Linked DNA regions of Homo sapiens: region 1 is linked to region 2. Evidence: chromatin loops called from intact Hi-C (ENCODE). Cell type or tissue: mammary epithelial cell. All regions are shown on one strand. Links, peaks and the distances in the headings refer to the core of each region. The heading gives the core; the rest is flanking DNA. Region 1 holds the start of LHX8 (LIM homeobox 8). Region 2 has its middle 79 kb from the start of LHX8-AS1.

What was found. Hi-C counts contacts between places; a loop is a spot of excess contacts. Peaks named below come from ENCODE experiments on the same cell type or tissue, not always from the same donor. Only the 100,000 strongest peaks of a DNase experiment are listed, where the experiment ranks them.
Region 1: a loop joins it to region 2, with 2.2 times the contacts of the local background. A loop is called at or near these places in 1 of 110 quality-filtered maps.

Annotation. Positions count from the first base shown.
Region 1 is chr1:75,131,334-75,139,672 of GRCh38, reverse strand. LHX8 (LIM homeobox 8) reads right to left here and starts at 5,285. Exons shown (of 9, transcript NM_001256114.2): 1 at 4,719-5,285; 2 at 2,984-3,070; 3 at 2,412-2,573. The coding sequence starts at 3,058. LHX8-AS1 (LHX8 antisense RNA 1) reads left to right here and starts at 7,097. Exons shown (of 2, transcript NR_187397.1): 1 at 7,097-7,319; 2 at 7,720-8,339. RefSeq lists enhancers at 4,468-4,980, 7,138-8,337. In mammary epithelial cell, for the core only: no CTCF peak of the experiment used is centred there; no DNase peak of the experiment used is centred there; H3K4me3 peaks cover 388 bases; H3K27me3 peaks cover 5,514 bases.
Region 2 is chr1:75,049,457-75,057,795 of GRCh38, reverse strand. No RefSeq gene overlaps it. Among named protein-coding and RNA genes, the nearest start is that of LHX8-AS1, 79 kb to the left of the region's middle. In mammary epithelial cell, for the core only: a CTCF peak has its summit at 4,405 (motif pointing left); no DNase peak of the experiment used is centred there; H3K27me3 peaks cover 240 bases.

The sequences.
Region 1 (8,339 bases), core at 179-8,178, 82 kb before region 2:
AATATTTAAAATAATGAAAACAGAAAGAAATCTGAGGAAATCTGAATAAATAATATTAACAATGTTAAATACTGCCTTGGAAATAAAAAAAGCATTTTCCTTATATTTTTTTCCTAAAATGGGACCAACCAGTATAAAGTTTAGATGAACAGGCTTCCTTTAAAATTCCACTGTTTAGGGCCTTCTGTATTTCAATCTTACCCAGGATTTTGTTTTGTTTTGTTTTTAAAGCTAGGCTTTAGGGGAAGAGCCATGGCCTCTCTCTTACTCCCTCCTAAAGCCAGACCTGGTTGTCACGTTTTTTCAAAGTTCACTTCCCTCCTAAAATGTCTGTTTATCTTCCATTTCTTTGCCAGGGAGTAAAGTAAGGTGAAGAGAGGAGATTCTGGAGACTATAAACCTACTATTAATCTAATCTGTGTATGTCTAAACATACAACTTGGACCAAGCCAGAAAAACTACCCGAAGGACAGAGCACTGAAGTTATTGGACAAGGTAATCAATGCATCTAACTCCTGTCATACTTTTCTAACTCCATTTTATTTGCCTCACAAGATAGTGTTTTTCTATATTAGTTACACCCTAAAATAATATTTCTATACTAGGTCTAACTTTTTTTTTTAAATCAGTGACTCAAGTTAAACTCAAACTTTTCTGCAGGAAGTACTCAAAACGGAAAATAAAGGTTAATAATTCAGTTTTTGTCAATCATATAGTATCAAACTTTAGTTAGAAATTACACACTAAAGAATACAAGAAGTGGTACAATAATACTGTACATGGAAGGCTTCATTGGGAGGACTCCTGCCCTATTACAAAGGAAAGCTTTATGTAACTCACTTAACTTAGATTTTTATGCAATACAAAGATATATAATATATAAATGTATACAAGATTAACACTAGAAACTATTATCTATTTCAGAGGTTGTGTTAAATGTCACTTCATCATAACCCTTCTATATCTTCTCTGCTGTGAAGTGTTAGAGCCTTCATAGGTCTACTCAGAAACATTCTTAAAGATTACGGTAATTATTGAGAGGGCTCATTAAAAATAGGATGCTAGTTTTAACCCAAAAGATGATTTTGCAATATCCAAAATGCTCAGTTTTAGAAACATTGAAAGTGGAATCTTAAGAATGCAGATTTAAAGAGAAAGCCAATGTTAATTTGCCAGCTTTAAGAATCAACCACCAAGTAAGATTAATTTAGTCATTTTTAAATCTTTTTACCAAAACTTCTTCTGGCATTTTCTCTAGGTTTTATCTATAGGGTAGCATTCCCATTTTACAGATGAAGAAGCTTTGTATGTTGAGGTAGAAACTTAAAGAAACCCACTAACACGAATTTTGAACACATACTCTCCATAATTAATCCTTTTGAAAACCTAAGCAGGGTGGGGAGAGAATAGAAAGTGAACTGGTTTGCTACTAATTCAGTGTAGGAGAGACCATTATTTTAAATAGTGGTTTTAAAAAGCTATTTAAGTTGAAACCCCATGATATTCTGATTAAGACACATGGGACCATGATCTGCACTGAGGTGGATAACTGTGGCCTGCCAAAATTTCTACTCCAAAATTCCCCCACAATATTTTAAGAGAAAAGTAAAACAAATTAAGACAATCAACTCTCAAACCACACTTGAAACACTTCTTCCCAGGCTGTGTGTGTCTAACTTTATATCAATTTCCATTTTCTCCCCAAGCACTCAAGATGATGTAACAACAGCATTGAGTGGCCTAGAAGTATTAAACCTTAATAAGAGCAGGAATATATTGAAATGGTTTTTATTTAAATGGACCTATAAACTTTAACTTTGGAAAAGCCTCAGGTAACTGTAAAAAAACATAGGACTGTATTTTTAAAATTTGTCCAGAAAAGATCCTTTAAGCTACTTTACAGTGGCTTTCACCAAAAGAGACACTGCAAAAGGGAATCAGTTAATACATACCAACTTAAAATTCTTCTAAGCAGTCATGGGCGTGGGCGTCACTGGGGTGGAGAGACCACAGTCCGTTTAGAGGGAACAAAGATGTTTAAGAAAGGAATAATTCGGGGCTGGGTGAAAAATAACTAAGCAGGTTTCTGTCTCAGAATGGATAAGGGTTTTTCCACTTCCCTTCCACTACAAGCCAGTGGCTGACTCCAGCGCATCCACACACATCCGGCGCGTCCAGACCAGGATGTGTCACACATTAGCTGTTTTGCAACGACATAGAAGAGTCTGGGATTTCTTCTCACTTTATCCCACCGCATGAGTTGCCCTAAACTGGGCTGATTTTCTGCAAAAGCCTACAACCTTCACCCAGAACTTGAACGGAAAGGTTGGTGGGAGGAACATTACTCTTTTCCCAGAGCTCCCACGCTAAGCCCGCTCCCCTTGGGCCTCGCACCCGAGGCCCTATCCTACCTTGAGAAGGTATTTGTCCACGATCTCCAGGCCGCAACTGTTGCACACACACTTGCCAGGAGGGCAGCCGGAGCCCGAGGCCATGGACCGGGGCGAGGACGACGGGGACAGCGGGGCCGAGGAGGAGCACGAGTCCTCGTCCCCCGCTCCCTCGGGGCTCACCTGCAGGAAACCGCGAGGCGCAGGCGGTTCTAGACCCCTCCTCCCCTTCGCATCCCACCTACCCACAAGGGCGCCCCCACCGCCTCCCCTCCCTTCCCCCTGGCCACCCCACCCCACCCCCAGCTTCTTGAGGTCACGATTCTCGCCCTCTTCCCCGAGTCCAAGCTCTGGCTACGCACCCGCTGGGGCTGCCGACCCCTGACCTATTCGGACCCCAGAAGTCTTGCGGCCCTGCCCTCCTCGCGGGCCAGCTAAGCTTCCCACCCCACCCAGACCCTCTCCGCCCCGTCCTCTGTCTGCTGCAGGAGGGGCCAGCTGGGCCCTGGAAGGAGCGCGGGGACAGCGGCCCTTCGTCCTGCGCCGCCTCCCCACGGCCAGTCTTGCCAGCACGCGAGCCCCTCCGCACTCACCAGTCCCTCTTCCCCGGCGCCTTTGCGAGTCCTCCCGGCCGCCAGGGCTGTAGTCCGCCCGCACTCCTCTGACATGAGCCCCTGACACTGCGGAGTAGGAGGGGGAGAAAGTATGGAGAAACAGATCAGAAGTTCCGAGCGTGCTGCCCGCCCCAGCCTCGGCGCGGGGAGCGAGCTAATGAAGGCCCTCAGAGTGCGGGGCAGCGCGTGCAGCCGTCACGGCGCCTGAGCCCGGGCGCCGCGGGCGGGCTGGCGCGCAGCCTCCTTCGCTGGCCGCTGGCGGCCGCCACCCGAGCGCTGGTAGCTCGTCCCGCGCTCCCCGGGCTCCGGGTCTCCGGCGCTCACCCGGGCACGTCGGTTCCCCGCCCCCCCGCCGGGGATAACAAGTTAATAACAATCATCCCCTCACAAAGCTCTTTCTTTCCAGACGTCAATCATAGCGGAGCGGGGAACACCGGGCTAAAGGGGGTGCGGGGCAGTGGGAGGTGGAGTGCGAGAGAAGAAAAGAGGATTGAGGAGGGGGTGGGAGAAGAAACTAGATTTCTTTAATAACCTCAATTAAAAGAGCAAGACACATATATATTTTAAAAAGGGGGCTTTTTGAATAGGATAGCCCGAAAGGTGAAGAGGTTTAATAGGATACTTGAAAGCTAATTACAGCGGGATTTAAGAAGCCTGGTGTTTGTTCCGATGACAATTTGAATGAAAATGCTTCAGATTAAACCGAGCCAGCAGCTCTTTCGTAAACTTACAGCAATTAGAGTGGCGAGTGATTTACACTCGTTTCTTTAAGGTGTAAATTGCCACTTATTGCTCAGTAAGTCAACATTTGAGCTACTAAAGGATTATTTTTAACCAGCGCAAAAAGCGGGTAGAATAATGGAAAATATCCAGCTGAATTTAATTTGTGCCATTAAAAGAACTCACCCAACCTCTGACAAAATGTTTTAAAGAAACAACGCGCGTTACTCAAGTGTTTCCAAGTATTTGCTGGAGTTTTGTTCTTAAACGAAAACGCAGCGTCCCTGGGCTTAGACCGCTTTCGTTTCCAAAAACTCTAGCTCGGGGGCGGGTGGGTACCCCGAACTCGAGCGGCTCGCACTTCTGCATTTCTGACTGTTCGCCTCCCCTTCTCCCTCCCTCTGGAAGCACCAGGCAAGATACCAACCTGGGGGCCTCCCGGACCGTCGGCCGAGACCCTCCCTTTCTGGGGTGCGCTCCCTACGCGGGACCCAGCGTAGCTGCACTGAGGCCGCGTCCTCACACACAAAGGGCGTTTAAACAGAACAGCTCCGCTTTCGCCTGGTGTCCCCAACCGGCTTCGGAGCAAAGAAATAGTCAGGGGCGCCCCGCGCGCGTCCTGCTGAGGCCCTCAGACAGGCTGCAGATGATTTCAAACTTAAAACACCAAATACCCACAGGTCCTGCCTCCCGAGTGAGGTGAGAGCTTGTCAGCTTCCCCAGTCTACTCAGACAAACCGCGTGACTCGTTTTGTGCCCTGCGGTTTTCTTTTGGCATTTTAGGTAAAATGGCTCTCCCGGCAAGCCCAGGGATCCCGGAGGCCTTTCTGGAGCCCCGCAGAGGGAGGTGTGCCTCAGGGCAGGCAAGTGTCCGCGGGCAGCCGAACGAAACGAGCCAGGTCTCCGGTTCCACCCGACAGCCGCCCAGTCCTCCCGACCCACTCTCCCGGACCGCCACGATCACCACAGCAAATAGAACAAAAGCACGACTCACATGGACCTGAGAGCGCCTTAGGCTCGAGGCTTCATCTCCCAAATTACAGTCTCCATGTCTCAGGTTAAGTGAGCTTTTGGGGAGGGAGTGCAATGATTACTGACTAACGCTACTACGTAATAAAAAAAAAAAATTGCCAGGTCTGAAGATGAGGCCGTTACAGGTAGTTTCTGAACCTTGTTTAGGAGCCCAAACAACTCGAGTTTCAAGGACACTGCGATTCAGCTGGTCTGGCCAGGCGTCGGCTCGCTCACCTTCTCAGGGGGAACTGCCAGCTCCGGCACGTCCTTTGCTACTAGTTTACACACAAACATCTGATCGTTCTTCCAATACATGGCACTGCTAGGGCTGCTTATCACATACCAACTCCAGAGGGTCAGAGGCTGTCCGTGTCTGCCGATCTCCCCCCTCCCCCGCCCCGATCCACTAATAAAAGCTGATGCCGAGAAGGATAATGCTACAAGTGTGTCTTCGTCCAAAGAGGCCGCTGTGGCCTGACCACTTTCTGATGAACCGTTCTTAAAATTCCTTTCCCAGCTTCACTGAGCTCTGAGTGAAGTGAGCACTGAGCTTTTCCTGAGTCCCTCCAGGAAAAGAAAAAAAAAAAAGTTTTGTTTTCCAGAGGGTGGAACCTAATATAAAGGAAGGGGGCGTGTGGGGGAAAGTCTTTCCTGGAGAAATTGCTTCGCCTCTTTCAGGAAAACCCGCCTTCTCTACATGTTAAAATCTTTATCAGAACACGCCAACTGACTTCAGGTTTAGTACTAAAGAAAAAAAAATTGGGGGATGTCCTGTTAACTTGACTTTAAAAAATCTGCTGTCTGCATTTGCCATAACTTTTAAATTCTCGCTCCCCAACCCAAACCTAAACAAAGATTCAGGTTACATCTCTTTCTGCAGCAAGCAGAAGGGGAAGTGGAGGTCTGGGTGACTTGAAAGTTTTAGTCATTCTCTTGAAACTCGCAGCTGTCCGGTGTAGCCGAGGAATGCCACCGCTCCTGGCAGCCTGGGAGCTGACTTATCTAGCAGTTCGCGCTCCCTTTCCGAAAAGTTTTCTCATTAAGATAAAGAAGGAACATCTGAGCAACACAAAAGCTTATGATTTGCGACTAGATTTGAAATCAAGGCTACAAGAAAGACAAAAGTATGTTGCTAATGAGTATTGCTCTTTCATCTCCTAGACAAAATGTAAGCCCGAGCAGCCTTGTCTTCTGCCTCAAGTTCTGACTGCGGGGCGGGGAAGCGGCGGAGGGAGGTATTCAGGGTACCTTAATTTTGATTAAGATTGGAAGGTGTGTTTGTTTAAACAGACTCTTTGTGGTATAAACTTTATTTCATTATTTAGTGTATAAAGACAAATTTGGTTAAAAGATTATTTTTAAATGATTTTTGTTTCCATTTAAAAAGCTAAACTTCTGAAACTAAGAAGATCTAGGAGTCTATTTCTTAAAGGCCTTTAACAGAATCATAGGATTTTGCTTTAATTAGATGGAAATATATATGTAAAACACACACACGCACACACACATATCTTATCTCCTTGCCTTATTTGTATAGAAGAAAAAGAGCGAAATGATCTTGCCCAGACCCCAGCTCGGTCAGCAGCCGGCTAGCGGAGGAGATAGATAGCCTTTCCTGTGATGAAGTGAGCCTGTGTAAGAGTCTGGGACCGAGTTACCACTACAAATTTAGTTTTTCCTCCATTGCATTTTTCTCCCATAAACACTAGAGTCTTCAGAGCATTTTCCTATCGCCATTGTTTTTCTTTTCGCGCAGCTGCGCACAAGTTAATATTAGCCATCCCCCTGCCGGTCCTCTCTGGGAGATCTCGTTTAAATTTACTGAGCGAAGGGAGGAGGACGATATAATTAATCTGTGCCCTCTTAGAAAATTGAAAGATTGGGGTGGACTGACTTTTCAAAAAGCTAACTTGTGCGTGGGAACCAGAAAGACTTGTGTTTTTCATCAAATGCAGAAATCGGTATTGGGGGTGGTGGAGAAATTCACATAATGCATTTTCCATGAAATAGCATCGTTGTGGAGACCGCTCTTCCGAATGGAAAGTCAGAGTCGTGCAGAACATTGGCGCCATCAGGTCGTGTATAGAGCAGGATTTCGTTGAAAGTGGAATTAAACATAAAGGTCCGGTTTGGATATTTAATTACAGTGTGTGTGTGTGTGTGTGTGTGTGTGTGTGTTAGGGTTTAAAGTGAATCTGGGGTACTGTCTGGCTACTATCGAGGAGAATTTATCGCGCGGGTCATTTGGAGATCCAGAGAGAGCTGGAGCTGTGTTAGGGAAGCAGGGCGGGGGTGCGGGCATTTATGCGGTCTTTCCACCCACCCTCGCCTAATCAGGCGGCTCTCAGTCAGGTTTTCAAAATACTAACCTTGATCTAAGAGCGTCTATCTCTGCATAAGTGGAGAAAATGATTCATTTTTAGAGGTTTCTGGGCTTGGGGAAGAAGAATGGTCGTCAGACAGGAGCAGAAGACGTGAAAGATTGGTCTGGCCTCGCTTTACTCCAGGCGCCTTGTGGGATGCTGACCTGTCCCGGGGTGCAGCTGCGCGCACCCCTCCTTGAGCTGTAAGCCTCTGGGCGGTGAGTCAATTTCTATGTCCTGGGCGGTATAAGCCTTTGGCTGGGGGTCGAGTGTGCAAGAAGAGGGGAATGTGTTTGCTATGAATCCCAGGGCTGATCGTCCTGTCGGTCTGGGGTCCAACGACCTTCTGACCTTTTGTCAGGGGTGGGCGTACGAAGGTATAGCTTCTTCCTGGTGGCCCGGTTCCCTGGAGCTCGCGTCACGCCTCTTACCCACGCTCATCCTCGGCTGGGGCAACGGAAAAGTTATCTTCCTACTTTACAGGGGTGCGCTAAAAATCAAAAGAGTTTTTGTTTGTTTGTTTGGTCTTAGTAATGAGGGTTTTTAGCCCAAACGCCAATTGATTCCAATTTTGAACGAAGACTCTGATCAAAAAAACATCATCTTATGTGTCCACAGGTGGAAAAGCAATCGCCTGCGTCGTGACAGTTCCTACCTACTAAATTGAAAATTTGAAAATCAGAGGCGGCAGGCCCACCCAAGGTGTCTACCAACATCCGTGGACCACAGGGCTTTTTGCAAGCCCATGGGAAAGACAGCCTGAGAGACTTCGGAGTGCGTCCTGTCCCAGGCTGTGCCTCTCCTGCTTAAGGGAAGCCTTGAGTGTATCTCCCTAAAAACAGATGGGGGCAGGGAAGGGGTCTAGATCCCGTGGAGCCAGGCCTTGATTGGAGGTCCGGGCTGGAGAGAGGGAACATCAACCCGCCCTGACCCCCACAGCTTCCACTCACCCGAAGAGCTGCCTAATTGGGCTGCGAGCAGCTGCGAAATTTGTAATCGTCTAATGAGCCTTCCGCCTCGGTAATTCTTATCAAAAGGCATAAAACTGATATTTTCACACTCAGCTCGCACTGCAGGCGCCGTTTATAAACATCCTTCATCAGTGGGATGAAATTAAGCCTGCATTGACAGAGGTCTCTGGAACTCGATATTTAAAAGCAATAGATCCGAATTAGCAAATTATAACTTTAAGTAGGGAAAGTCCCCACCAACTTGACTATTGAACCCTTTGCCTCTGA
Region 2 (8,339 bases), core at 208-8,207:
CATGGATCTGGTGAATCATAAACTTCACATGACCAGGAAGCATGTACCCATCCTGGATCTGTAAAGGTAATCACAACCAAGTGTGATACATATTACCTCCAAATCCAAGGATATGCCCAAGAGTTTCAGTGTGAAAGTGTAAAGTTCAAAAACTTGTCTTATACATTAGAAAGAATATTCCTAGATGCTACAGAAACTTCACTAATGTGGCAAGTCTCTGAATTTTCATAGGGTTTATTTTACACTGGCATTCATGTGTCTTCTCAAGATGTCTGTAGTACTCTATTTCTTGCTGACTGGGTCCAAATGACATTATGTCTTAAATGTAATGGACCACTGGGATGGTCTATAGATAGGTGATTTGGTTCTCTTTTGACTATATTATGGTAGGTAGCAGGTGAGTTTACATCCCAGAAGTGTACAGTTAAGGGGTACTGTTACGAACACCAATTGAAGGTAAACTGATTCCAATAGTTTTTAGCAATTGGAATTGAGAAAATAGCATTTGTGAGATCGGTAGCTGCACAAGAAGGGTGGAGGGCTATACCTAGTAAAGGTAATACTATTGGAATAGCGATTACAATGGGTTTCACCACCTATTTAAGTTTTCAGTAATTCAAAGGCACCAGGCAAAAGGTGAGTCAAATGGGCATATAATAAAAACATCACTTCTGCATCTTTCAAAACTTCACTGGTGGCATTAATCCCTGCAAATCATCTCCATGGGGATACAATGTTGCTTTCAATTTGCTATTTTGGGAAGTGGGATAGGAACAGTTCCAGGGGCTTCCAATAGGCTTGCCCTATCACATTAATCTTTCCTCCAGGGTCAGGGATCTAAAATACAGATTCTTTGAGTTGCTTGGTATATCTATTGTAATTACACGTTTTGTGAACCAAGGAAATAGTCACAAGACATATCTGTGGGCCCACTGAATTCACTGCAGGACATACTTGGGGCAAGACTCTATTCACCATCTAATTTAAGTCCCTGCTCTGACAATATACCACCTTGACATTGAGTATTCAGAGGTTATCAATTTAGAGCAACTATAAAACCCTCATAAAGCCAGAATAATTATTTTTACCTAATGCATAATCATTTTAGTATATGGTCACAAATCTCTCTGGGGAAGTCTCATAAGAGATTTATAGTAAATACCTATGGCCATGTTGCAGGGTTCTTTCTCAATGTCCTACCCCATAAAATAGGGATTCCAGGTCTGTGAACTGGTGTCTTGGAATTGGGTAAATGGCCACAAATATTTATTGCAGAGACTTGATTTGGATTTCTAATCGCCAACACAGCATTTTCTACATGTCATACAGAACCTTAAAAAGGTTTCATTTATTCAACTAACAAGTTGAATATGTTTATACTTACTGTGATTATTGATACATTTCATTTAATTTCTGCTATCTTATTTTGTAATTGTCACTTCACCATAATTTTTCCTTGCTTGTTTTATTTTTCCATTTTCCTTCTTCCCCTTATTTTTTCTGTTAATTTGAAAATTATACATTTATATCTATTCTTGCAGCGATTACTTAAATGTTTTTAACATCCTTGCTTAAAAAGTCTTAAGATAATATTTTTATCCTCTTCTTAGCTATTTTTAACATGCATCCCTCCTACTTTCCTTACATGTTGTTGCCTAATAGTTGAGTTCCATCTTAATTTTGACCTCCAAAATGAATGTTCCTTTTTTTTTTTCTTTTTTGGTTATAGTCTTTGTTTTTATATGGTTAAAGCTTCTTTAGATTTGCCCACATGTTTACTAGTACTTTAACATTATGGTTTTTGTTAATTCAGTCCCTCTAAGCTTATAGTCTTTCCCCTAACATACATCCTTGAGTGATTCTTTCAGTGAGGCTCTGTTAAATCTCTTAATATTTTTTTCTAAAATATCTTTATTTTATTCTACTAAAGTGATTTAAAAAAATCTAGGTGATGAATTCTAGATTGAAAGTTATCTTTATTCTGCACTTTGTTGTTACTATTTCATTGTCTCCTGACATATTGCTGCTGTTGAGAGGGCTATCAACAGTAAATATTTCCCCTGTATATAATGTTTTTCTACTTTTTAAGATATTATGTTTCTATTTGATTTTTTTGATTTATTACAGTATGTGTGTCTTTTTTATTTATTTATATCATACTCAAGACATCTTGAATTTCATGAGTCTGAGGATATATGTATTTCATTAATACCAGAAAATTCTCCACTATCATATCTTTTAATGTTACCTTCTCGCTACTATTTTCCTCTTCTGGAATTTTGATTAGGATTACTTTGAACCTTCTCACTCCATCCTTCATATCTCTTAAATGCTCTTTGATGTTTTTCAATTTTTAAAAATCTCTGATGCATTATGGATAATTTTCTCAGACCTATCTTCAATTTCATGAATTCTCTCTTTAGCTATAGCTAATTAAGTTTGAAAAATTTAATTGACATTTTTCATGTCTTAAAGTTCTGTTTGCCTCTTTTTCTAACATCTATTTTCATAGTTTTTTAGTTTTAGGATTTTCATCCTTTCTTTCATGTTACTTAAAGATGTTTGTTTTGTCATCTGTTTCAGAATCTTGTTCTATTCTTATGGTTTTAATTATACCTTTTTGGTATCTCTTGATTCTTGCCTATTATGGACTGTTTCCTTGTGATTTTATATTTATTTAATCATGAGCTAGTCTTTAGTGGCTTTAAAATTTTTTTTTAGGGTATCCCATAATGTTTTTGTTTTGGGTGTGCCTCCAGATTGGTTTAGTACTTGCTTCTCCCAGGTGCCTACATGTCGAGACCCACAAATGTTCCCATGGTTTCTGCATATATTTTAGCAAAATGTTGCAGGTTTTGTGTATGTTAATAATTTCTTCCTAGGTCCTGGTATGTTCTTGATCCCTGGGGCATACTGACATTTAACTCTGTTTATGGATATAGTGGCAATGGAAACTGGTTGTGGTGGGTCTTAAGGAAAATAAACGTTCTCTTTCAAGATATGTTCACCAGGTGACATTATCACAGGATTTTGAAGCAAAGGAAGGCTATATTTTTAGATACTAGAGGGCAAGCTACTTCCACTGGTAAGGGAGGACCAGAGTTGTGTGTATTAATAGTGGAGTTTTCAAGACTGTCAGTTTCATCTGGGTCCAACTGGGTATCTTATCCCAAGTTTCTGAATTCCATTCTTTCTTAATCAGTACTGTCATGTAAGAAACTTGGCAAGACTGTCAGTTCAACTATTATAACTCAGAAACTCACACAATTATATTTTGTGTTTTATTTTCAACAATATCCGCCACATGGCTACAGAAATTAGAGATTCTTTTAGGGCTATCATGAAAGCTTTATGGCTCTTAGGCCGTGACTTGAACTGAGAGTTAAAGGATTTGAGCTTGCCGGTATTAAAAAATAGGCATTCAAGTCACACTTAAAAGCTTCTATCCCACGTCACAGTCCTTAATATTATCATTATTGCTATAATGTTCAAGTGCAGGAGCCACTTGGATTTCAAAGCATTTGCTTCAGTTGGTTTTTCATTACAATAAGCGACAAGTGATAGCTTGATTAATTTTGATGCCACTGCATGTCAGAATTAATAGCATCCTATTTCCTTTTGGCAAGGAGCTCAGCACTATGCTGAAGCCCAAGTGCATGACCAAACCAATTCTAAAATCCCAACTTTGTCAGTTTATCTCCTGGATCAGTTGTGATTTTAATTTTATATCAGGCAAAGTCCAATCAGGAGACTGAAATCACATGATAATTTGAACAGGACAATTTTAATATAAAGAGTTATTAGCTATAACTGGGGATTGGAGTAATGAGGAATTGGCTAGAATGGGACAAAGAGATCTCTAAACAGTACTGGAATAGCAGGCATAGAGAGCAGCCACTACCCCTGTGGCTGAGAAAGAGCATCCAAGGAAAAGCCCCTCTATGCCTCTGGGCTGAGATCCAGATCTTGTTGGACAGGGTGCAGTTTACCGAATGGTGGAGGAATTTGCTGAGGTGTTGTGCTGGCAGGACTTGCTGATAATATAGTTTCTGGGTGCTTGAGAAAGCTGTCCGTGGAGCGGTGGTGTGACTCAGAACCTGCTGCAAAGCTTCCCAAAGGATGCTATAGGAAGGCTTCCAACGGGAGGTGCCATACTTCATTGCAAAGCCAAACATTGCTGGCCACCAGGCACTGCTGACCCTCAATTGCTTAAGGAGCTGGGCACTGAAGAAGTTACCTTAGAGGGCAATGAGGGAAGCCATTCACAACGATGTGATGTATGCTACTGGCCTTTGGATGCTACAGAAGTTGCTCATAGTGCAGAAGCCTTCTAAGAGGAGTATACCGGAACTAGATTCATAAACTCTTTCCTTCTTCAGTATCCCTCCAGTGACCTCTGCTGACAAAGTTTAGCACTGTGCTAGCTGGCAAAAGAAATATTTACAGGTTTCTGCTTCATTATTGCAGAGCAGGTAATGAAGAATGGATTTGGAGCTTAGAGGCAATAAATTAATAATTGGAGTATCAACCATTACATATTTATTTCTACTAATTCTGTATTCAGGAAGTAGCCTAAGTTAGAAATTTTGTGGGTATCTTGTTTTACATCTACATATTAATTGCAATAAATACCATTTTAATATGATTTTTATTAATGACCCAGAAACATATCAATCAAATTTATGTATGACTGAAAGCTTGGAGAGCTGGCTAACAGTCCCACAGTGGATGATAAGCACACAGAGGACATTACAATAAACATTTTTTAGATAAATGATTAAGTGAATGGATAACTATATTATTATTTAACATGATCTTAAAAGACTGAGGCCAACTTTTGACATTTGAATAAGTAATAAGATGGAGGGAGGGATGTAGGAAGTTTATATGGCATATCAATTCTTTGAAAAGACAGAACAGTTTCAGGTGACTATCAGCTTAAAATCAGCTAAGTGAAAGGGAAAAAAAGCTGGTTCTAGGTCAAGAGGTCAAGTGAGTTTAACCTTCAGAAGTTCCTCTAGCAAAATGGTAGTGTCTATCTAGAACTATCTTTTGAGGGGCATTATTAGTTTGCTTCAGGTCTCAGTGGAACATAATTTAGTGATTGATTTGTGATGTCTCCTATGAGTGTGGAAGGGAGCTGCTTTACGGGGGCTAATGGCTTCAACCTTACCCACTGTTTAAGTCAACTCCTGGAATATTGTGTTCTATGCTGGATATCACCTTTATGGATTATGTTGAAGTGACTGTTTTTACTGTTTTTAGAATTTGATGAAAGTTATGTACCTTCTCCCAGAAAGATGCACTTGTGCATACATACGTAAATTTTGCATGCAGTTGCAACGGGGTTATGGAATCTAGATTAGGAGTTCTTGGGTTGAATGACATGAGAAAATATACCTGAAATAATAATAACAGGAGCTTCATTTATTGAGCAGTTCTATATGCTAGTGCTCTGCTAGGTAATTTTATATATAATATCTCCTTTGAAATGCCACAACAACTTTGCAAAATGGCTAGTATCACTTCCATTTTGCTATTAAAGTAACTGACGGTGAGAGTCCACAATTTGCTCAAAGTCACGTAGTGGCACATTTGCACTTTCAATCCAGATACCTTCATACAGAACTTATTTTTTCAATTTTCTACAAAGGAATCTGTCTTGTATATAATGTTTAATAAATGTCTGAATGGTAAATAAATGAAAGGCTGGCGTGTGGAAGATGTCTTATTTTGTATTGCTCTGGAAGGAGAAATAAAATGCATTGGTAGAATTCATATAGAATGATATTTTATATATCTATATATGTGTGTGTGTATATATATGTATATATTTAAAACCCTACATTACTAGTTCTTTTGCATTTACCTAACAGTTTTTATCTTTTAAATATCTTGCTTTCACAGATAATCTCACATGACTTTCACCCTTACTCTATGAGGGATATAAGACAGATATAATTACCACTGTTCTATAGATAATGAAGCTCAAACAAAAGGAGGTTGTGATTTGCTCAAGGTCAAGACAGCAAGTTATGATTAGAGCTCCAGGTCTCCTTTTAGATAGCTTATGCAATGCTCCTTCAACCATAGTATTTTCTGCTTCACAGAATGTCTTACTGTGAAGTGAGACATAAGACAATCAAAGATGCATGACTGATATATTTAAGACTGCCTATAGTCTACTTTAGCTGGACAAGTAAATGAAAACATCCATTTAGAAATTCTAAATAAAACAAGTACTATATTAATAATTTGGATTTAGTTCTGCCTGATGCTGAAAAGGAGTTCAGAGATGTACAATTGAACATTCTGACTCTTGGAATTGAAGAACATGATTTTTGAATGTGGGGAAAATTTTCACACCAGGGCCCAGTTGTAAAAAAGAGCTCCAAAGGAGGTTATCTTTGCTTTTTTCTCTCCCTTCCACTACTGTTTCTTCCAAGATTAGCAAAAATTCCTTATTCTTCTTCCTTGTGTTTATCAAGCGCAGGGATTTTCAAGCCACCTTAGCTATGAACTAATTGTACTGCTCATATTAATTATGCTAAGTGTTTTATGTAGAATTTTACAATTTAGAGTAATTTTACATACGTCTATTGATTTGCATGCCACCGCATTTGGTAGACAGACCAGACCTTATTAATTCTTATTTTAGGAATGAAGAAATTAAGGTCCAGAGAGGTTGAAAGATTTCATCTAGTGGTAGAGGAATGATTTCCTCTATGTGGTAGATCCAGGTTTTAAACCCATCAGGTTTTCTGCCTCTCACTAGTAGAAAAAGGTTGAAAATTCAACAGAGTTGAAAGAAGAGATTCCAATAGGTATAAACTGGAAAATAGATGCTAATGTGATTGTTGTATTGTCAGAAGCACTGAAAGCTTTCAGGACAACTTGGATGTATTTTTAAGCTACCTTCAATCTTGCTTTTTAGTGCAGTCTTACTTACTTATTCTGATATAGAGCAATCTGGTTTTCTTTACTTGTGTTCAGAACTTATCTTAGGACAAATAAAGGGGATGAATTGTTCTTACAACAGTTCCAGGTTTTTGGATGGATCCAGAAATTGTTTTCTGAATCTGTCAAGTGCACCCAATGATTGAGATTTTGGCTGAAAGTGCTTTGACAGTTAACTCAAGTGAAACCCTCTGTTCCCTTTCCTCTGCCTGCTTGTGACAAGTCAGACCCCAGCTTACATAGATATGAGTGTTTGTTAAAGCGGGCCAAGAATGGAAACAAAAGGTGGCATTTCTTCAAACTGTTAGAGGCAAACCACACCCTATCCACCTTTTACCTTTCCCCACCCAGCTTTATTGAGGCATGATTGACAAATAAAAATTGTATATATTCATAGTATGCAACATGTTTTGATATATGTAGCTATTGTGAATTGATTATCATAATGAAGCTGATTAACATATTCACCCCTTCACATAGTTCTTGCCTTTTGTATGTGGTGAAAACATTTAAGATACACTCTCTTAGCAAATTTCAAGTATACAAAACAGTATTATTAACTAGAGTCACCATACTGTACATTAGATCTCCAGAACTTATTTATCTTGATTAACTGAAACGTTGTGCCATTTCAGCATCTCCCCAGCCCTTTCATCTCCCAGCCTCTGGCAAGTACCATTCTATTCTCTGTATCTATGAATTTGACTTTTTTAGATTACACATAAAAGTGAGATAATGCAGTATTTGTCTTTCTGTGCCTGGCCTACATCCCTTAGCATATTATTCTCTAGATTCATCTATGTTGTTACAGATGACAGGATTTTCTTCTTTTTTAAGGCAGAATAATATACCATTGTATATATACACTGCATTTTTTTAATCCATTCATCTGTTGGACACTTAGGTTGATTCTGTATCTTGGCTATTGTGAATAATGCTGCAATGAACATGAGAGGGCACATATCTCTTAGAGATATTAATTTTATTTCATTTGGATATATATCCAGAAGTAGGATTAGTGGACCATATAGTAGTTCTATTTTTAATTTGTTTAGGAACATCCATGCTGTTTTCGATAATGGCCGTACTAATTTATATGCCCACCAATAGTATATAAGGGTTCTCTTTTCTCCACATCTTGGCTAACACTTATCTTCTGCTTTTTTATTATTTTATTTTTTAATTTAAGATTGTTATGGGTACATGGTAGGTGTATATATTTATGAGGTACATGAGATTTTCTCATGTAGGCATGCAATGTGAAATAAGCACATCATGAAGAATGGGGTACCCATCTTTTCAAGCATTTATCCATTGATTTGCAAACAATCCAATTACTCTTTCAGTTATTTAAAAATGTAAAGTTATTATTGACTATAGTC